Regions from separate parts of the Mus musculus genome. Here region 1 is linked to region 2. The links are chromatin loops, found by intact Hi-C in ENCODE. Cell type or tissue: heart. All regions are shown on one strand. Links, peaks and the distances in the headings refer to the core of each region. The heading gives the core; the rest is flanking DNA. Region 1 holds the start of Pusl1 (pseudouridylate synthase-like 1). Region 2 holds the start of 9430015G10Rik (RIKEN cDNA 9430015G10 gene).

The links. A loop is a pair of places that touch in the nucleus more often than their neighbours do. Peaks named below come from ENCODE experiments on the same cell type or tissue, not always from the same donor. Only the 100,000 strongest peaks of a DNase experiment are listed, where the experiment ranks them.
Region 1: it touches region 2 in a loop (4-fold over the local background); 1 of 42 quality-filtered maps calls a loop at or near these places.

The regions. Positions count from the first base shown.
Region 1 is chr4:155,887,671-155,896,758 of GRCm38, reverse strand. Pusl1 (pseudouridylate synthase-like 1) reads left to right here and starts at 4,997. Exons shown (of 8, transcript NM_001033490.1): 1 at 4,997-5,128; 2 at 5,344-5,401; 3 at 5,520-5,707; 4 at 5,857-6,006; 5 at 6,090-6,260; 6 at 7,036-7,090; 7 at 7,163-7,325; 8 at 7,591-7,902. The coding sequence starts at 5,052. The coding sequence ends at 7,604. Acap3 (ArfGAP with coiled-coil, ankyrin repeat and PH domains 3) reads right to left here and starts at 4,884. Exons shown (of 24, transcript NM_207223.1): 1 at 4,318-4,884; 2 at 591-648; 3 at 73-192. The coding sequence starts at 4,364. It overlaps Ints11 (integrator complex subunit 11), which reads right to left. Exons shown (of 17, transcript NM_028020.3): 12 at 8,992-9,088; 13 at 8,797-8,904; 14 at 8,650-8,711; 15 at 8,433-8,575; 16 at 8,234-8,363; 17 at 7,656-8,139. The coding sequence ends at 8,074. It overlaps LOC115489960 (a long non-coding RNA gene), which reads left to right and starts at 7,992. Exons shown (of 2, transcript XR_003955325.1): 1 at 7,992-8,236; 2 at 8,492-9,088. In heart, for the core only: a CTCF peak has its summit at 4,626; DNase peaks (open chromatin) are centred at 2,328, 3,268, 4,538 and 4,948; H3K4me3 peaks cover 4,448 bases; H3K27ac peaks cover 2,594 bases.
Region 2 is chr4:156,104,874-156,113,961 of GRCm38, reverse strand. 9430015G10Rik (RIKEN cDNA 9430015G10 gene) reads right to left here and starts at 3,964. Exons shown (of 10, transcript NM_177205.1): 1 at 3,789-3,964; 2 at 1-73. In heart, for the core only: CTCF peaks have their summits at 4,053 and 4,906 (motif pointing right); DNase peaks (open chromatin) are centred at 4,101 and 4,671; H3K4me3 peaks cover 2,195 bases; H3K27ac peaks cover 1,977 bases.

The DNA.
Region 1 (9,088 bases), core at 2,168-7,167, 220 kb after region 2:
CCAATGCTCATGATCTAGACACCCCTTAGGGGGCTTTCTCCCTTCCCCCACCACACCATACTGGTGCCTCACCGAGATGACGGTGTCGCCCTGGCACTGCTGAGACAGGTCTCGGACACCGCTCACAAAGAGCCTGTTGGTGGTGACGTAGGCTTTGCCGGCTTCAATCATACCACTGCACAGTTTGACCAGCTACAAGTGGGACAGAGTGGGCAAAATGAGGGCCTGACTTTCTCCAAGCTGGTAACGCAGATCCGCCACAAGGCCAGGCCAGAGAGGATACACTTTCAGTCGGGGGCAGCCAGAATTTAACTCAGGCCCATTAACATCCAGACATAGCTGCCCCTTTTCAGTTCAGGGCTAGGGACAGACTCTATCACCTAAATGGTATTCAGAGGATCATCTAGAAGGAGAGATTGGTGTTCCCCTCCCCGTCACACTAGGCACAGCAAACACAGCAGCTATTTCCCAACCAATAGGCATCTCAGACACAGGCAGCTATACCTGGAGTCATCCCATAGTCCCAGGCTGGGCTTGGAGTGCGCACAGTAGTGTTGGGCACTCTATGTACCACCAGCTCTGTCTCTTACCTTGTCCAGTTTAGCCTCGATCTCAACCACATCTGTTTCTACCTCATCAATAGTTGCCCTGCAACAAGAATTGGGTGGTTAGATCACTTGGAGTTTCATTTCCTGTTGCATCCCCCCAGGGGTTTTGTTGCCAGAATGGGGCTCCAGGAAACTGGGGCTGAGAGCGATAAACACCCTCCCTGCCCGATGGACATAACTGGGACCCAGGTCCAGCACTTTGGAGCTACCCAGAGCAGGCTGAAGCCACCCAGTCTTGCCACATGGGCTATCCCATGATATCACATACATACACACTACAGTATAGCTATGCCCCATGAGCCAAGGGTTAACATGTCCTTATTTCCTAAGCACAATAATGCTGAAGTCTCATGATGTGGTGTTGGTGCCCATGATAGTCTTCTCTGGGGCTCAGAGTTGAGCTTTGACTCCATCTGGACAGGTCCCTTCTCACTGAAAAGAGCCTGGTCCCTTACTTCTTTGCTTCAACTACAGGCCAATTTGGCCTGCAGCTAGATGACCCTAAAACAGTTGGTTATGAACCATCAGCTAAGGGACCTCAAACTCCACCTCCCTCAACCTCAAGGCTCCATACAGCTCAGCTCAGTCAGAAGAAGAGATGGATCATCGGGTCTCCTTGGAGCTCATTCTCACCAATCCAGGCTGATAAAGAAGATGCCCTGGGGAGGGAGGAGTTAATGATGACATCACCAAGAGAAGCCTGGGAGAATCCCGGAAGCCAAAGGCAGATGGATCGGGCACGTGACTGCACCCCCCAACTCCAAGTTGGGAACAGGAAATCAGGAAATCAGGGCAGACTCCCAGCAGCCCCCCACCTCATTCAACCAGCTCAGCTGGTGAGCTAGGCCCATCTGGCCTACAAGGGAAGGGGTACCTTGGGAACAAAATAGGCCGAAGGTTTAGACAGACCTCTAGGAACAAGACTTACACGGGCTGGAGGTTGGGTGTCAGAGGGGAATTAGTTCTAGCAGCTCCTTAGCCCTTTCTGCCCTACTCTTTAGAAAGGAAAGGAGAAAGACCTGTTGTGGAGTTTCTCCTGGGTAAGGGGCATGAGAAGCATAGGGGCTGAAACACGGTTTCATTTAGAACCTGGGCTGAAATGGCCAGGCTGCCCTAGCCACGGACCCTCGAAGATCCCGGCCATCAGCCTCATCCCTTCGTAAGGGCTTAGGCACCGTGATTCCTAAAGCTCAGAGGGACAGGGACAGAGCTGCAGCATCCGAGTGAACCATTGGCAGCCATGCCTTTGATGGATGCTGCACAGCCTGTCCGGCTTGGTGGGGGGGGGAAAAAAAAGTCCTTTATCTAAGCCTAACACAGGCTACCACAGGAGGCTCTGTTCCAGGATTCTGGCCACTACGCGAGCCAGAAGTTCCAGAACACAGATGTAACTATCTGCCTAGGAGAGACCAATTCAGTGCTCCCCAAGCAGGCCTGACAGCCCAGACAGCTGCATGGAGAGCTGCAGCTGGCCAGGGAGCCAGAAACTGGGAGGGGCTGCAGCAGGAGCTGGCATTTGTATTCACGGGGACAGGGGAACATAGTGGGCAGTTAGTACAAGCTCAAGGGGGCCAGCATTCTGTCCCGGGAGTCTCTCAGCACTCCCTTCCTCAGCCAAGGACCTGAGGCATCCCCTCCTGCCCCATGCCTATTTTTTGCCAGCCAGGGACTTCCTCAGCAGCTTGGAGGTTGGGGAGGAGCCCCCTCACCAAAGCCATGACTCAGCGCTTGAAGCCCCACCCAGGGAAGGGCTTGCAGCCAAGGCTGGGCCGGCTTCTCTTCCGGGGCTCCCCTGCACCCCCACCCACAGCTTCAGGGACTATGAGACATTCCTAAGGCTGTCACAAGCCCTTATTCTAGGCCAAGAGTCCCAAAGCAAAACTACCAACGTTTCTAGGTTTGGGTCTAGGCTCCACCTCACTTCCACATCCTTCAGACAGCCCCACCCTGCCTCACCTAAAGGTTCTTGGCCACAAAGATCAAGTTATAACTTCAGTAAAACCTTAGAGTAGACAAGGTACTCTTCGAACTCATCCAGTCACAGCCCACCCCACACCACCAAGCCAGGTTCCATCACCCCAAGACCAATGTCCGGAGAGTCATCCCCAGCATTCCCCTCCTCCATCAAAAGAAATGATGTTAAGCCTAGGTACCTGCCACACCTACTGCAGCCCCACAAGTCCAACTGGCTGGCTGTGGCAAAGAAGGCCTAGAGGTGAGTGGATTTCTGCTTAGGCCCAAAACCCTGTACAAGGCAGGGTAGAGCCAGGGCTTTGCAGAAAGGGGTAAGGGCAAAAATGAGAGCGCTTCAACTGGGGCCCAGTTCCATGCACTGAGACCTTGGCTAAGACTCCTACCAAATGGATGCAGAACTGTGGGGTATCAGAGGCTCTCAGACCACTCCTCTCAATAGAAAACAGGAAAGCATAGTTGACTGCCTTAAGCCCCCTGCCTATAGTCAGTGGACACTCTTGGCAAACTCTAACGCTCCAAGGTGTTTCTGGCTGACTCTCTTGCAAGGTGGTTTTGCAAAGAGCTGGACTGCTGAGGTAGGCCCTCAGAAACCCAGCACTCATGTACATATGTGGTCAAGCTCACACGAGCAAAGGCATGATACATGCTTATACATAAACATGCATACATGTATTAGCACAGGGCATGCAGACATGTGTTCCAGGGATACAGTGCACACTAAAACACACACCTGCATACGTTAACATGTGTCTAGTAGCATGGCAAACACGGTTCACGAATCCACAGAGATGTAGCACATGTACACACGTGTCCATCCACACTAGGCTATGTGCATGCATCAAGCACACCAACTCCGTATCACAGCTCACCCACACATTCATGTGCACCAAGGAGAGCAGAGTGGCAGAACATGCTCCCCCCCCCCCCGTGTGTGTGTGTGTGTGTGTGTGTGTGTGTGTGTGTGCACATACAGAGGTGGGACACCTCACGAAGGTCCGAAATTTCAAATGACACACAGGAGGTACTCCATTACTGTCTGCCAAATGCCACTCAATGAAACAGATGTATATCTGTGTGGCCATGTGGTTCACACAGATGTGCACGACTGTATTCCAGGAACAATAAAAGAAACAAACCCATAGGTGAATAAGGCCCATACCCTTCCACCTAAACACGACTTCCTCATCCTTACAGCCTCTACCCCTTCAGGCTCCTGGGTCACTCATACATCCGTTAACTCTCACCAAGGTGTCTATCTCAGGCCCTGATGGCTCCGGCTGGTTGCACCCATACACTGCTCTGGACATACGGATCAAGATAGAGACCAAGCAGGGTGCCAGACAATCCTAGCCAGAATTGGACTACAGGGCCAAGGAGGAGCCCAGTACTTGTGGCACACCAGAGCATACACACAAAGAAGGGTGGACAGTTCTAGAGATGGCACTGGACGCAAATGCCCAGTGACACACAGCTGCCCAAGGCGGTCTGCACACTCACCCCCGCGCGCGAGGTGATCAGCACAGGGGCGTCTTTTGTTCCGGTCCCCCGAGGCCGGAGGCGGAGCTGCGCAGCTAGGGGACCGCGACTCCGGCTCCCGCCGGTTTGTCCGTGCCAGGTCTTCTGCTCCGTCCAGGTGGACTCGGAGCGGTCACCACGCTGGACACCCCTTGCCCGCCTCCGGCACAAAGGCGGCTCCCCATCCCCGCCCGCGCCCTACCCCGGGCCCGCAGCACACCTGAAGCGCGGCGAGTCCTTGATGCATTCCTCGAACTCTACCGTCATGGCTGCGGCGAGCGGTGCTCACTGTGCGGAGGACCAAGGCGCGTCGAGCGGCATCCCCGGCCCGTGGACCGTCTGTGGCGCCCGCGCCGAGCTGCGCTCCGCGCCCGCCCGCCCGCCTGCCCGCCTCGGTCTGAGCCCGGCGCGCCGCGGCCCCGCCCCGCCTGTCACCGCTGGGGAGCGTCGCCAAAGTCAGCCTCTGCCTGCGCCACCCGCTGTCACCTCCGGGGAGCGTCGCTAAAAGCGCCGCTGCATCCCCTCGCCTGTCGCTGCGCTCTGTCCTCGGTCACCACGGTCTGGGAGCTGGGCCGGCCTCGGCGGTTGGGCTTCGGAGTGGTTTGGCTCGGTCGCGGGACAGGGAAGGGCACGGCTCGCCCACTTCAGGCATCACGGCGGTGGTGAACTCGGCTGGAATGCTGCCGACGGACACACTCCGCGACGGCGGCGGGGAGATCGGGAGTGAACGAATTAAGGTCGCTTGTGCGGAAGCGACCCATCATCGCGCCCCTGTGAGGCCGAGGACAGGAAACATAGCCGGCTCTAGAGGACCGCACTTTGCACCCGATCCCTAAGCTTGGCTCCGCCCCCGCCTCTCCATTCAGGCGGGGCGGACCGAGTCAGTGCGCAGGCGCCGTCCCTGCTGGGCTGGGTCGACCGCGGGCCACGTGCAAGCGCCCCGCCCGCTCAAATATGGGCTCCTGCGGGGCGGTGGGCTCGGTGCGTGCGCGCTACCTTGTGTTCTTGCAGTACTTGGGCACTGACTTCAAGTACGTTTTCCCGCTGTTACCCCCGCGTTCTCCACTCGGCCTCGCGGGAAGTCCGCGAGGTGACCAGGACGGGCGCGATCGGTCTCGGGATGCGGGATTTTAGGAGCCGAGGAACACAGTGGCCTGCACCGAACCCACGCGCCTGGGCGCCGAGACCCCTGGCGGGACAGCGTCCACAGACACCGCAGATAATTCCTTCCTGTTTCTCTCCGCAGTGGGGTTGCGGCCGTGAGGGGCAATCCGCGCGCTGTTGGGGTGCTGAACTTCCTGGAGGTGAGGACCGGTTTGGGGAGGAAGAAGCAGTCGGCAGCTCCAACCCCTACCCACTCTCCTCCTCCTATTCCACGGACTCCGGCCATCGATGTGGCAGCCGCCTGTACGGTTCCCGCAGGAGGCTGCCAAGCGGCTGAACTCTGTCGACCCGGTCAGGTTCACCATCTCTAGCCGCACCGATGCCGGGGTGCATGCCCTGAGCAACGCGGCGCACCTGGACATCCAGCGCCGCCCAGGGCAGTCGCCTTTCTCCCCGGAGGTCGTGGCCAAGGCCCTCAACACCCACCTGAAGCACCCGGCCATTCGGTGAGCCCGGGGTTTTGGTATGGTTCTGGGCTTTTTTTTTTGTCTTTTACCATTGCACCCCACTGTGGTGGGAGGCAGAGATTTCCATAGTGCTGTGTGGACAGTTGGGCATACTCATTCCTGGGATGAGCCAGATCTGCTTGCCACAGTGTACTGAAGGCCTTCCGAGTGCCCAACGACTTCCACGCTCGACACGCAGCCACCTCCAGGACCTACCAATATCGTCTGGCCACAGGCTGCTCCTGGCCTAATCAACTGCCTGTGTTTGAACAAAATGTATGCTGGGCTCTGCAGACAGAGTGAGTGAGCTAAGAATGGGAAGAAAATGGCTCACCATCCATCTGCCTGGGCTCTCCTCAATAATGCTCATTTGGCTCTGCAGGTACCTGGATATGGCGGCCATGCAGGAGGCTGCCCAGCACCTCCTCGGGACACATGATTTTAGTGCCTTCCAGTCTGCTGGCAGCCCAGTCACAAATACTGTACGCACACTTCGAAGAGTCTCAGTGTCACCTGGTCCAGCCAGCCCATTTGTCCTCCCCGAGGGGAGCAGGTGAGACGACTAGCCTTTCACTATGCCAGGACTAGAGGCCACCAGGGTCATTACTCATAATACCTCAATAAAAGTGAGATGATGCTAAATGGGTATATTGCACATCCATTGGGCCTAGAGGGTGTAAGAAGGTGAGCCAGAAACTTGTGTCTTCTTCCTGTTGGGTGGGGTCTCTGCCAGCCTGGGGAGCACAGGGTGGAAAATGTTGCCTTTCTGAGGGCCCTGCCAGACCCATAGCTCTTTATAGCAGGTAAGTTCTGGCAGTCTCTGAAAAGATTTCACTAGAGCGAATAGTTCCATTCCACTTTGACAGACTACGTTAAGTTCTCTGCTTCAAACACCAGGAATCAGCCGCTCACCTTGAGAACATAACATCTGGAACCAGCTCCAAGGGTTTGGTAAAGGGGCTTTGGTGTGACCAGGCACAAGAGCACATGGCCTAGGTTCCATCTTGATAGGTGGGCTGGCTATGTCCTGCTTCAGCACAAATACTTTAGCCCCAAAACATGAAGGCCCAAAGCAATCGCTATTTCCCGTGCACAAACTAACCAATGCTCTGTTATATAATTGTTTCCTTTCATGGTATATGTAGAGTCGAGTAAGTCATGCAAAACTCGCTCACCCTCTGGAACTGGTGGTCAACTAGGCAAGAACCCACCCTGGATGGAAGCCTTTAAACCAGTATATAAATCGTTGTCTTGTCTGAAGCCACATGGTGAGCTAGGTTGGCTGAGCCTGCCCTTAGCTTGGACCTCAAAGCTGTCTGTGTTCCTAGGAGGCTGCAGTTCTGGACCTTGGAGTTTGAGAGCCAGTCTTTCCTTTATAGACAGGTAGGCTGTCTTAACCCTCACAGGATGGGCTCGGGTAGACACACCTGTGACAACCTGAGCTCTCTGCTGCAGGTGCGGAGGATGACAGCTGTGTTGGTGGCTGTGGGGCTAGGGATCCTGGCACCCACACAAGTGAAAGTGATTCTGGAGAGTCAAGATCCCTTGGGCAAGTATCAGGCTCGAGTTGCTCCAGCCCGTGGCCTGTTCTTGAAGTCAGTGCTGTATGACAACTTTGGTAAGAGGGGATGGGATTGGAAAGAATCTTTCCCAAAGCTGGGTTGTCGCTCAGGGAGGGGACTTTTGGATGCAGTCAAAGCCCACATTGTACTAGATGAGTACCCAAGCACCTAGTGGGGAAGCCAATGACAGTGGGGGGGAGGACTAAGGGATCGAATCAGCGATTCCCCAGGGTGCGTGGAGTAAGTGGTCCACTGGGTCAGATTTTGGGGATAAGTGGGGTCTCTGTAAGAGTTCTATTTTGACCTAGAGTCTATCCATAGGTCCTACATCCTGAACCCTATGGTGTCCGCGGTGTGGAAACTAGATGACGGTACACAGTGGAGATGAAGTGGAGATTGTACAACATTTATTGTGCTCGGCAGAGATTAATCTACAGCTATGTAGGGCTCTGGCAGTCCTGCCTACCTTCCAGCAGCTACCACTTCCCCGGGCTCTCTACCCTGGACATCCCTTTGTCACTAAAGGGAACAACATGGGGTACCAGGCAGTCAAAAGCTGTAAAAACCCCATTTTTCTGGGAACCCTGTTTTCTTGGGGCAGAGAGTAGGAATAAAAGACATAGAGAACAAAAAGGTCTGTTTATTACTTTAGCCAGCCTATGACTCTGATCTTATCCCTAGAACGGGGTCTGTAATCCAGTCATGGTCTCCCATTTACTCAGGGCACCCGCCTCTCGGCCGAAGCCCTGGTCCTGCTGGGAGAACAGCAAGAGACAAGAGCAGTGGATTCCTGGTGGATACATGTCAGCTGGGAGCCTGAGGAAGGCCATTTTTGAGCAATGTTGTGAGGAAGCTTCCCAGCTCTTCATCCTGTAAGGAAGGGAGCCACAGTTAAACACTGCAAACAACACAATTCCAAGGAAGTGAGGCCTACAGGAGTAATAGTGATGCCCATGCTCCTTACCTGGTAAGTCCAGGAGACCAATAGCACCTTGGTACCAGGGTCCTCCGAATGGGCGGCAGCCTGGATTAGAATGGACTCCACAGTCACAGAGCCATCGGGGAGATGCTGTACACAGTGGTCCTTGAGGGTGCTAAGGAGAGGCATAGTTAGACCCCTGCCTCACCCTGCTTGTTGAGGGTAGGAAAAGGCCAGGGCGCACCTCTTGAGATGGCTGTACACACGTAAAGCTGTTTCTTGTTCTTTGCGTGTGTCCTGCAGGTGCACACGACAGGTGAAGCGAAGTTGGTGCTCTGCCAGGCCCAGCTCCTTCAGGGCTTGCTCTGAGGATACCAGCCGGAAATTCTGTGGGGCAAAGGCAAACAGGTCACAGAAAGTAATGAACGCAATACCCACCCTACCACTGTTTGTACACTTACACTGTCTTTCATAATTAGGGTGCCATGTAAAAGCCTAGGTTTTTTGGCTTCAGGCAACAGTCCTGTGAGGAACAGAATAATGCAATCAACACAAGCCACCAGTTACCTGCCTCCCTCGGCCCATGCCCCAGAGTCTGCCCTTCATACCCTGCACCATCTCCCGCTTCAGCAATCCCAGGGAGATGCCCACAGGGATGCTAGGGCTTGTGGGCAGCGTCACTGTCTCACCATTGGCCGGCATGTAGCAGCTGACCCCTGAGGAAAGCAGTACAGAGCCTCAGTCTCAGCCACCAGCCGTGTCTGCACTGCCCCACCGGACTTCCCTGCCCACCAGCTGCCTACGGAATTCCTGCTCAATCTTCTGCCTCAGGAACTCCATCTTCTTGGCTTCGCCATGCACCAATAGCACACTCTCGGGCTCCGCTTGTCCTACCAGCTG
Region 2 (9,088 bases), core at 1,562-6,561:
TTGAAGGAGCAGGCAAGCTGGGCATTTCCAATTCTGGAACAATAGTAGTCTGAGCTTCCTAGATAGAGGAATTCTAAGAGAATGCAGAGAAGTTTCAGTTTGAGGCTAAAAATGAGGAATTAAACTCTCTGGCCTAGGGCAGTGGGAAGTCCCACTTGAGGGATTATGTGGGTCCACATGACCCTTAGGGGTTCGGGATGATATAGGTCTAGTCCTCTGAGCAGGGGACGTAGGAATTTGTACTGTAATTCACTTTATACTGGATTTAAGCCAGGACTGTCAAGGCAATGACCACACTGCAAGAGGCAAGAGGTGGTGTTCAGGCCCGCAGGAGTTATCTTTGAAGCCTTATCCGGAGCCTTTCTGGCACTCATTAGTACATGTGTTTTGTTTCAGTAATGCATGCTGGGTTTCAAAATACATTCTGTCCTTGACTTAACTCTTCTTTCTAAGGTATGAAATCTTCTTAGAGACATATTTATATCATAGTCTGGCTGCCCCTCAACTGTAAGATGTAATCATATTTCAACCTTTCTGTGAATTTAAGGTTTGTTCACCCATAGACCTGCCCTGGCGGAAAACTTCCAGATGTTAAACAGACCCTCTCTCTGAGAAGAGCATCCCTAAGCTTAGGTCAAGTTAAAAAAAAAAAAAAAAAAAAAAGTCCAACATTAATCAACACTGCCACGTGTTACATAATTTCCACACAATAACCAACATCTACTTCAAATAGACAAGTCAGGGGGCTCTGAAAAAATGTGTACCCATGAGGCCACCACTGCAGCAAAAAGCTATCAGTATCGGAGCCTTCTATGAGCCCCACCCCCACCCCCGCTTCCTCAACCTAAACTCCAGGCAACCAAGCTGACCTTGTCACTGCAGTCTATAATTTCATATAAATAGAACATACAGTCTAAGTGGCTCCTTCCATTCAGCACCAAGCATCTTTAGGCGTGCTTTGTTATGCGTGTTCTGTTCACTACCATGTGACTGCTATGAGGCTATACTCCATTTCCTTTCCCTATCACCTGCTAACAGGCTCCTGATCTGATTGTATCACTTGGGAAATCACAGGGCCTTGAGCACACACTATGTGAGCCTCTATTTCTATTTCTTATAGGTAAATACCAAGGAATGTGTGTTGGATCAGAGAGGTTTAATTTGTCACTTTTAGTACCTCTTTACTTGCCCACCAGTGAAGCAGAAAGGCTCAAAGGTGCTGCATCCTCACCAATATCTGGTGATGTACTGGCGGGCACCTAGTGGTATCTTATGTTATCAGCATCCCCCTGACTAGTAACGGTTGGCATCTTTTCATGACATTAGTCACACGTGTGTCCTATTGAACTGTCTTTTCTCATCTTTTATGTGTTTTAATTGGGTTATCTTCCAATTAGATATGGCAGTTCTGTAACATGTACTTATTCGCTCTGTGTGTGCATGAGTATGCACATACATGCCACCAGACACATGCTATATAGCATGTATGTGGCCATCAGAGAACAGTCAGTTCTCTTCTTTTACCCTGCGGATTTCAGAGATCAAATTCAGGTTGTCAGCCTTGGCTGTAAACCCCTTTATCCACTGAGCCATGTCACTGGTTCAGCCATTCTGAATGTACTTTTTAAGTTTCTGATTATTTGTTTATGTCATATTTACACATCTGCTAAGACATGCATGGAGGTCAGAAGACGACTTGTGAGAGGCAGTTCTCTTCTTTCACTATGTGGGTCCTACACATACTTTCCTGTTGTGCGTGGTGTATACACGTGTTTAGAAGTGTGTGTACACCAGAAGTCAGCAGTGACTACTCTCCACCTTATTTTGTGTAGTGCATGTGTGCATGGGTTCACTTTCCCACGGCACGTGTGGTGCTCAGAGACAGGAGATGCATGTCTTCCTCTATCACTCTCCACCATTGTTTGTTTGTTTGTTTGTTTTGGAGACAGGTCTCTCTATAATCCTGGCTGTCCTAGAACTAGCTGTGAAGACCAGCTGGCCTTGAACTCACAGCGATTCCCCTGCCTCTGCTTCTCTGGTGCTGGAATTAGAGGTGGGTCATAGGATCTTTCACTGAACCCAGACCTCATCACCTTTGCTGGATGGTCAGCCTGCCCTGAGGAGTTGCTTGTTTTCCTTCTACTCAAACTGGGATGAGGGAGGTACGCCACCTGCTCTTTCAATAGGGACTGGGAATCTGAATTCAGGCTCTCATGCTTACACACGCATTTTACCCTCAGCCATCTACCCAGTCCCCATCCACTGTATTTTTTGAGACAGGCTCTTTCATTGAACCGGGAGCTCATTGATGCGGCTCAGCTGACCAATCAATGAGCTCAAGAACCCATCTGACTCCATTCCTCACATTAATGTGGGCACTGTGGCTACAAACTCATCCTCATACTTGTTCTGCAGGCACTTTTAACTGAGCTATCTTTGCCACACCTTTTTATTTTTTTGAATTAGGATCTCATTATGAAGGCCAACCTTGCCTGGAACTCACTGCATCACTATGTAGACCAGGTTGGTCTTCAACTCCTGCCCCTGCCTCCCAAAGTGCTAGGGTTACAAGCATGGGATTACAGACCACTGTGCATGTGTGTGCAGTCTTATGTATTTCAGGCTGGTCTCAAACTATGTAGTAGATGATGTCTTTCAAGCTGATTTTCTTTTGAGATAGATTCTCATCATTAGGTAGCTACACAAGGAGTAGCATTGTTGAATACCTGTTCTTACCCACTATCCTGGAGCCTGGAACTCAAGAGATTTGCCTGCCTCTGCCTCCGAGGTGCTGGGAATGTGTGCCACCATTGCCTGGTAGCAATGTTCTTTTAATGAGTTACCTTATAGATCCAAATTAACATGAACAAATGCAAGCCAGTTCCGAAAGGTTGTGACAGATGCTGCTAGTGGACAAAAGAGCTCACCTAAGATGAGTTAAACTCATCAAGATATGTGCTTGCTTTGTTTTGGGGAAGATTATTAAGGCCAGGATATGGAAGTCAAGAAAAGAAACTATTAGCCGAGTTACGGGGCCACATGCCTTTAATCCCAGCCTAGTCTACAGAATGAGTTCCAGGCCAACCTGTCTCAAAAAAAGAAAGAAAAGGAAGGGGGGATGGGGGGGGGTGGAGAAAGAAACTATCTGCATAATTCAGATCTGTAGTTCCTTCTACGAGCTTCTAAAAATAAAAACGGACTCAAATTATTGTCTAGCTCTTAACGTAGTTACCAAACTATGTTTGTAACCTGGCTCAACCTGGTGAAGCCAACCCATGACTTTCTTGCGGGATTTATTGTAGAGGAGAAGCAAAATGTGAGAAAGCCCCAGATTCAAATCCTGCCCCCACCCCACCTCGGCCACACACAGCACCACAAACCCACAAATTAAAAACAAAACAAAACAAACAAACAAACAAACAAAAAAAAACAGTTTTGCCTTCTTTGTACACTGCAGTGAGACTAAGAAAACCCAACAAGATTACGAGACAACGGCAGGGGTTACATGGCCAACCCCTTTCCCAAAACAATAAAAAAACAAAATACTGGGCTAAGTTCGACACCTTTACATTTAATGCGCCGAAACGCGGGAGGATGTGTAACTCGCTGATATAGTGGCTCTCACGGCAAAGTCCTCAAGAAGAGCACATCCCGCGGGAGGACCTCGCCCCCTTCACGACACCAACCCATCTCCCACGTCCTCCACCTCCGTGCAGCTCGCGGTCCATGTCCCCTGCAACCTCCCCGTCCCTCCATCCACCACGCTCCACTCCCGGCTCCGTCCGTACCGCCTCCTCACTGACAAGATGGCAGGCAGCGAGGGAGGCGCTGCCCCGCTAGGCCCTGCATTAGTCTCAGAGTCCCAGAGTCTGCGCTACCCGCGGCCTTTACGGCGTCGCTGCAGCCGCCACCTCCGCCAGAGCAGGGCCCTCACTCACCACTCGCCAGCCGAGCTCCTTTCGTACCGGCCGCCCTGCGCGCGCCCCGCGAGCGTCTCTGGGATTTGTAGTCTCTGGCCCGCCCCCGCCCAGGCCGTGGCGAGGGCAAAAAAACTACAACTCCTAGCGGCCCCTTCGCCCAAGTGCGTTTACCCAGGATTCCGTCCTGGCAGCGGGTTTGCGTTCCCAGCGCTGACTGGGAAATGTAGTCCAAGAGGACTTGAGCCTAGGGAGGGAAGGAAACGACTACATTCCCCAATAGTTCTAGGGGCGGCCAATCATCGTAGTCCTTGTTAGGTGGCCGGCCTTGGTTCTAAGCAAGGCTATGGAGTGTAACGTCCGCCTCGCTCCAAGAGGGTCACAAAAGAATTCAAAGCTGGAGCCGGGTGTCGGGGCGCACGCCTTTAATCCCAGCACTGGAAGGCAGAGACAGGCGGATTTCTGAGTTCGAGGCCAGCCTGGTCTACAAAGTGAGTGCCAGGGCTATATAGAGAAACCCTGTCTCAAAAAAAAAAAAAAAAGAATCAGAACTGCCAATCAAGGCTATGGTAGCCTTTGAAATATTTAACTGGCTATAGTTCGTGATTTGGCTAGCCCCATTTCAAGATGAAGACAAAGTTCAAATTCATTCTTTTGTAAAAATCGGGACTTTCTAATACATCTTTGGCGTGTCTGCTTAGGGAGCTGGACTCTGGTTCCTCCCAAATGGGAAGCCACACCCACTCTTAAGCCGAGCATGGTGCCTCTGGGGTCACCAAGTGGAATGCTTAGGAGGAGTCTTGTCTCTGGGCTGCCTGATCGCCCCGGCCTCTCACTTTGGAGGCCTCGGGTACTTAGGCTTCTTCACAGAAGCTAAAACTCCATGGACGCCCCACAGTAACACAAGGAGGAGGCACTGTACTTTTTTTTTTTTTAAAGATTTATTTATTATTATATGTAAGTACACTGTAGCTGTCCTCAGACACCCCAGAAGAGGGCGTCAGTTCTCATTATGGATGATTGTGAGTCACCATGTGGTTGCTGGGATTTGAACTCAGGACTTTCAGAAGAGCAGTCAGTGCTCTTACCCACTGAGCCATCTCACCAGCCCTGGCACTGTACTTTTTGAAAGCTTACATCTTCTCTGAAGTGAGGTAGAACCACTAGACCGCCCCTGGAAAAGAGCAAAACTGTGTGCACCAGGGCTCTGTTTTGAACAAAGATTAGAGAGTATCTGTCAGGCTTGGTCCTGTTTTTTTCACCCTGCTCTCTGCTAGGCCTTCCTCACTTCCTCATGACCTCAGTTTCTCTGATCTGGTAGAGCTGGTCAGACAACTCAGCATTCTTTGCACCACCGCGATTTACTCCTCTCTGGAATTCTACCCTAAGGCCCAGTGGATCTAAGAATAAAGCTGTGGTCTTTCTTGGCCAGCCGCAGTGACTACAGCAGCACGGGGGGGGGGGGGGGGGTGTGGGGGGGGGACTGTGGTAAAATGGACGAGATTCTTCCTAAATTAGTGACATCAGGACAGACAGGATTTCTGTCTGTGTTGCTTTTTTTGTACTTCCTCTGGGCTACCCCCAGGACCTCTAGTATTTCTGGCAAGTATTAGGAAAAGACAGATGACTTTGAAAGGGTTGTGTGTGTGTGTTCATCAGAGACTTGACATCCACGGAGCGTTGGTAGGCAGTGAGTATGAGGGAAGAGTCATACGCAGGACACTAGCACCTCTTCTTTCACTATAAATGCTTCTGCTAGGATGGAAAGGTGTCTGCGGGCTCAGGAACCCAAGAACCACACAGCTCTGAGAGGAAGCCTCCTCGCATTGCAGCTCCCAGGGGAGGGATCCCCAACTGAGCTGAGGAGCTCAGGACCCTCAACTTCTTAGCTTCTTTTCTTGGCTTCTTCCAATGACAGAGTAACTCCAGGCAGTGAATCTCACAAAGGCTATTTATTCAAGGGAAGAATCCAGGAAGAGGGACAAATCCAGGGACAGATGCCCTCTGCTCCCAGGAGTGAACATCAGGGAAATGGGCACAGGGCAGTGAAAATAAGAATTTTTGAGAGGGCGGAGCTTCTCAGGGCAGAGATGACCAGAGTGAGGATTTCAAGTCCTGAGCTTGGGAATCTCAAAGATTGGTAGACTTTCATGCTCAGGGGTTAGTGGGGTGTGTGTGTGTGTGTGTGTGTGTGTGTGTGTGTGTGTGTGTGTGTGTGTGTGAAGTTCAGGGATTGGTAGTTTTTTCCCGCTTGGGGATTTGTGGGTTTTCCACCCCCTTTTCCCTGCGTTGGGCCCAGGGTTGCCATCTCCGTGGAGCTGATAGCAGACCTATCCCCAGCCCATTTTGTAATATTACTGTAGTCAGTAGGTTTATTTGGCCTTGGAGGGTAAGGGTAGCCTTAAGGTTTTCTGAACCTCAAATCCCTATACACAGAATTCACCACTCTAACTCTTGCAAAGCGCTGTCTAATCCAGTTATAGTCAAGAGCACAAGATTTTAAGTTTCCTTGGTCATCTGAGTATAGACTTAAGATTGCTTCTTTATCGGCCAGCAGTCAGGAAAGCAGGGGCAGGAGTATCTCTTAGTTCGAGACCAGCCTGGTCTACAAAGCAAGTTCCAGGACAGGCAGGGTTATTATACAGAGAAACTCTGTCCCAAGGGAAAAAAATAAGCTTACCATGCTGAAAGCATCTTTGTCCAATCTATACATCCAGCTCTCTGAACAGATGAAAGAGTGTTCACGCTTTTAATTCTGAGCTATAGCTTTTGCTGTGACTTGAAGGCATGAATCTGTTGTTGTTGTTTTGTTTTGTTTTGTTTTTCTTTCTACAATGTGGATTTCAGTACAGATTACAATAGTGGTAATGCTAATGTGTCTAAAAATTTTATCTCTTAAAAAAAAAAATCTTTGGGGCTGGTGAGATGGCTCAGTGGGTAAGAGCACTCGACTGCTCTTCCGAAGGTTTGAAGTTCAAATCCCAGCAACCACATGGTGGCTCACAACTATCCTTAAAAAGATCTGACTCCCTCTTCTGGAATGTCTGAAGACAGCTACAGTGTACTTACATATAACAAATAAATGAATCTTTAAAAATATTTTTTAAAAAAATCTTTGGCTGCACGGAGGCCAGAGAGCAGAAGGAGAGGACCCAGGCCCCCTCCACTGGGGCAGCCCGGGAAGTGTCCAGAGCAGCAGCAGCGAAGCAGTTACCACCTGCCCCGGCCACGCCGCCCTCTTGGAGTCTTTGTGAGTTTTCCATTTAACCCTGGACATGCTATCCCGAAGCCACTTGGTTTGGTTCTTTTATTCATTAAACATGTGTGGGTTTTTTTTTTTTTTTGATTTTTTGTTTTTTTGTTTTTAAATCCGTTCCTTCTCTTTTTTTTTTTTTTTTTTTTTTTTAAAGATTTATTTATTTATTATATGTAAGTACACTGTAGCTGTCTTCAGACACTCCAGAAGAGGGAGTCAGATCTTGTTACGGATGGTTGTGAGCCACCATGTGGTTGCTGGGATTTGAACTCTGGACCATCGGAAGAGCAGTCGGGTGCTCTAACCCACTGAGCCATCTCACCAGCCCCCGTTCCTTCTCTTGAAAGGTGCTATGAGTTTAGAACCCTTTGTAAGAACTCCCTGGGCAGACAAGAAACTCCACGCTTAGCTGCTTGACGCAGCAGGTGCGTGGGAGTCCTCAGATAAAGGGATCAATCAATCATAACTTATTTCTTTTTCAGTGTTAAGGTAATAGCTGGCTTTTATGTCCACTAAAATATTTATCCAAAAAAAAAAATAGTATTTATCTAGTTTTCCCCACCACCTTGTCAATCACACCTTCTGGTAGGAGGCAGAAGTCAGAGATGCTCTTAGCAGGCAGCTACTTACCAGTGGTATGTGACAGGCTTCCAGCTACTCATTCAAAAAAGGGGTCCCCTGTTTTTAAGGAACTTGAAAGCAAAGCCTGCTGTTTCTTTCCTGTTTCCTTCCTCTTTTAAAAAAAAAAATATTGAAAGTTTAGAATTCTTTAGATAATAGGATTTTTAAGTGATCTGATCCTTTAAGGTAGAGAAGTTTTATTCGCATATTTATTTCAGATCTTGATTTTTTTTTTCCACAAAACTTGAAGAGGGTAGGCACACAGCGGCACCTGCCATCCCTAAGTCCCCGAGGAGGCTCCGTGCTGAGAAACTGTTGAGTGTACAGATTTTATTTATGCATAATTTAATGGGATCTGTAAATACTTCTTATGACTTTTTGAGAAATGGGATTCGATTTTAAAATTACCTTTTAATGGTGATGGGTCGTGTAGCCCTCTAGCTTTTATGCGAGTGCACACAGGGTATTGGGCCTGAAGATGAAGCTGGGTTTTTCTCTCTTGGCTGGTCAAGTATTATTTGATTGGAGCTGTTTAGGAAGCAATATGCGTCTCATTTCTGCGGGCTGAACTGGAAGAGTATGGAGTTTAGTTTGTGTGGGTGAAATGTGGATTGGGATTGGACCTCTAAGCCTGTCCGCGCTCCTTAAATAATTGTTGTGTGTGATAACCTGTATAATAAAAAATATTCTCGATAGAAAAGAAATCTTGTAAGCTTTAGGGAGTCATGAGACTTTGATCCACCTGTCACGGGTCAAATGGACTCCAATTAAGAACTCCTGTCAATCAACAGCCTATGCTGCCTACTGCCTATTCCTGAAGGTAGGGTCCCTCCTCGCTGTCTCTCTATGCTTGCCTTGGTATTTCTCACCTCCCTCAACTACCATGACCATACGCCTGGAAGGTTTTTTTTTTGGGGGGGGGGAGGCTGGAAGTTTTACGTGAACACCCAAGATAAAGATTTTCCTCTAAACACCTTAACTTTAAGATCTATCCCTAGTCTATATCTGTCCCAGAAGATTTTCAATTAACTTTGGACTGCAAACCACTCCAAGGCCTTCCTCTTAGCTTCCTGGAAGCCAGCCTTCTGTTTGCCTTCAGAACAAGATGTAGAACTCTCAACTCCTCTAACACCATGCCCGACTGGACGCTGCCATGCTTCCTGCCCTGATGATAATAGACTGAACCTCTGAACCTGTAAGCCAGCCCCAATTAAATGTTGTCCTTATAAGAGTTGCCTTGGTCATGGTGTCTCCTCTCAGCAATGAAAACCATAACTAAGAGACCCTGTAAGAC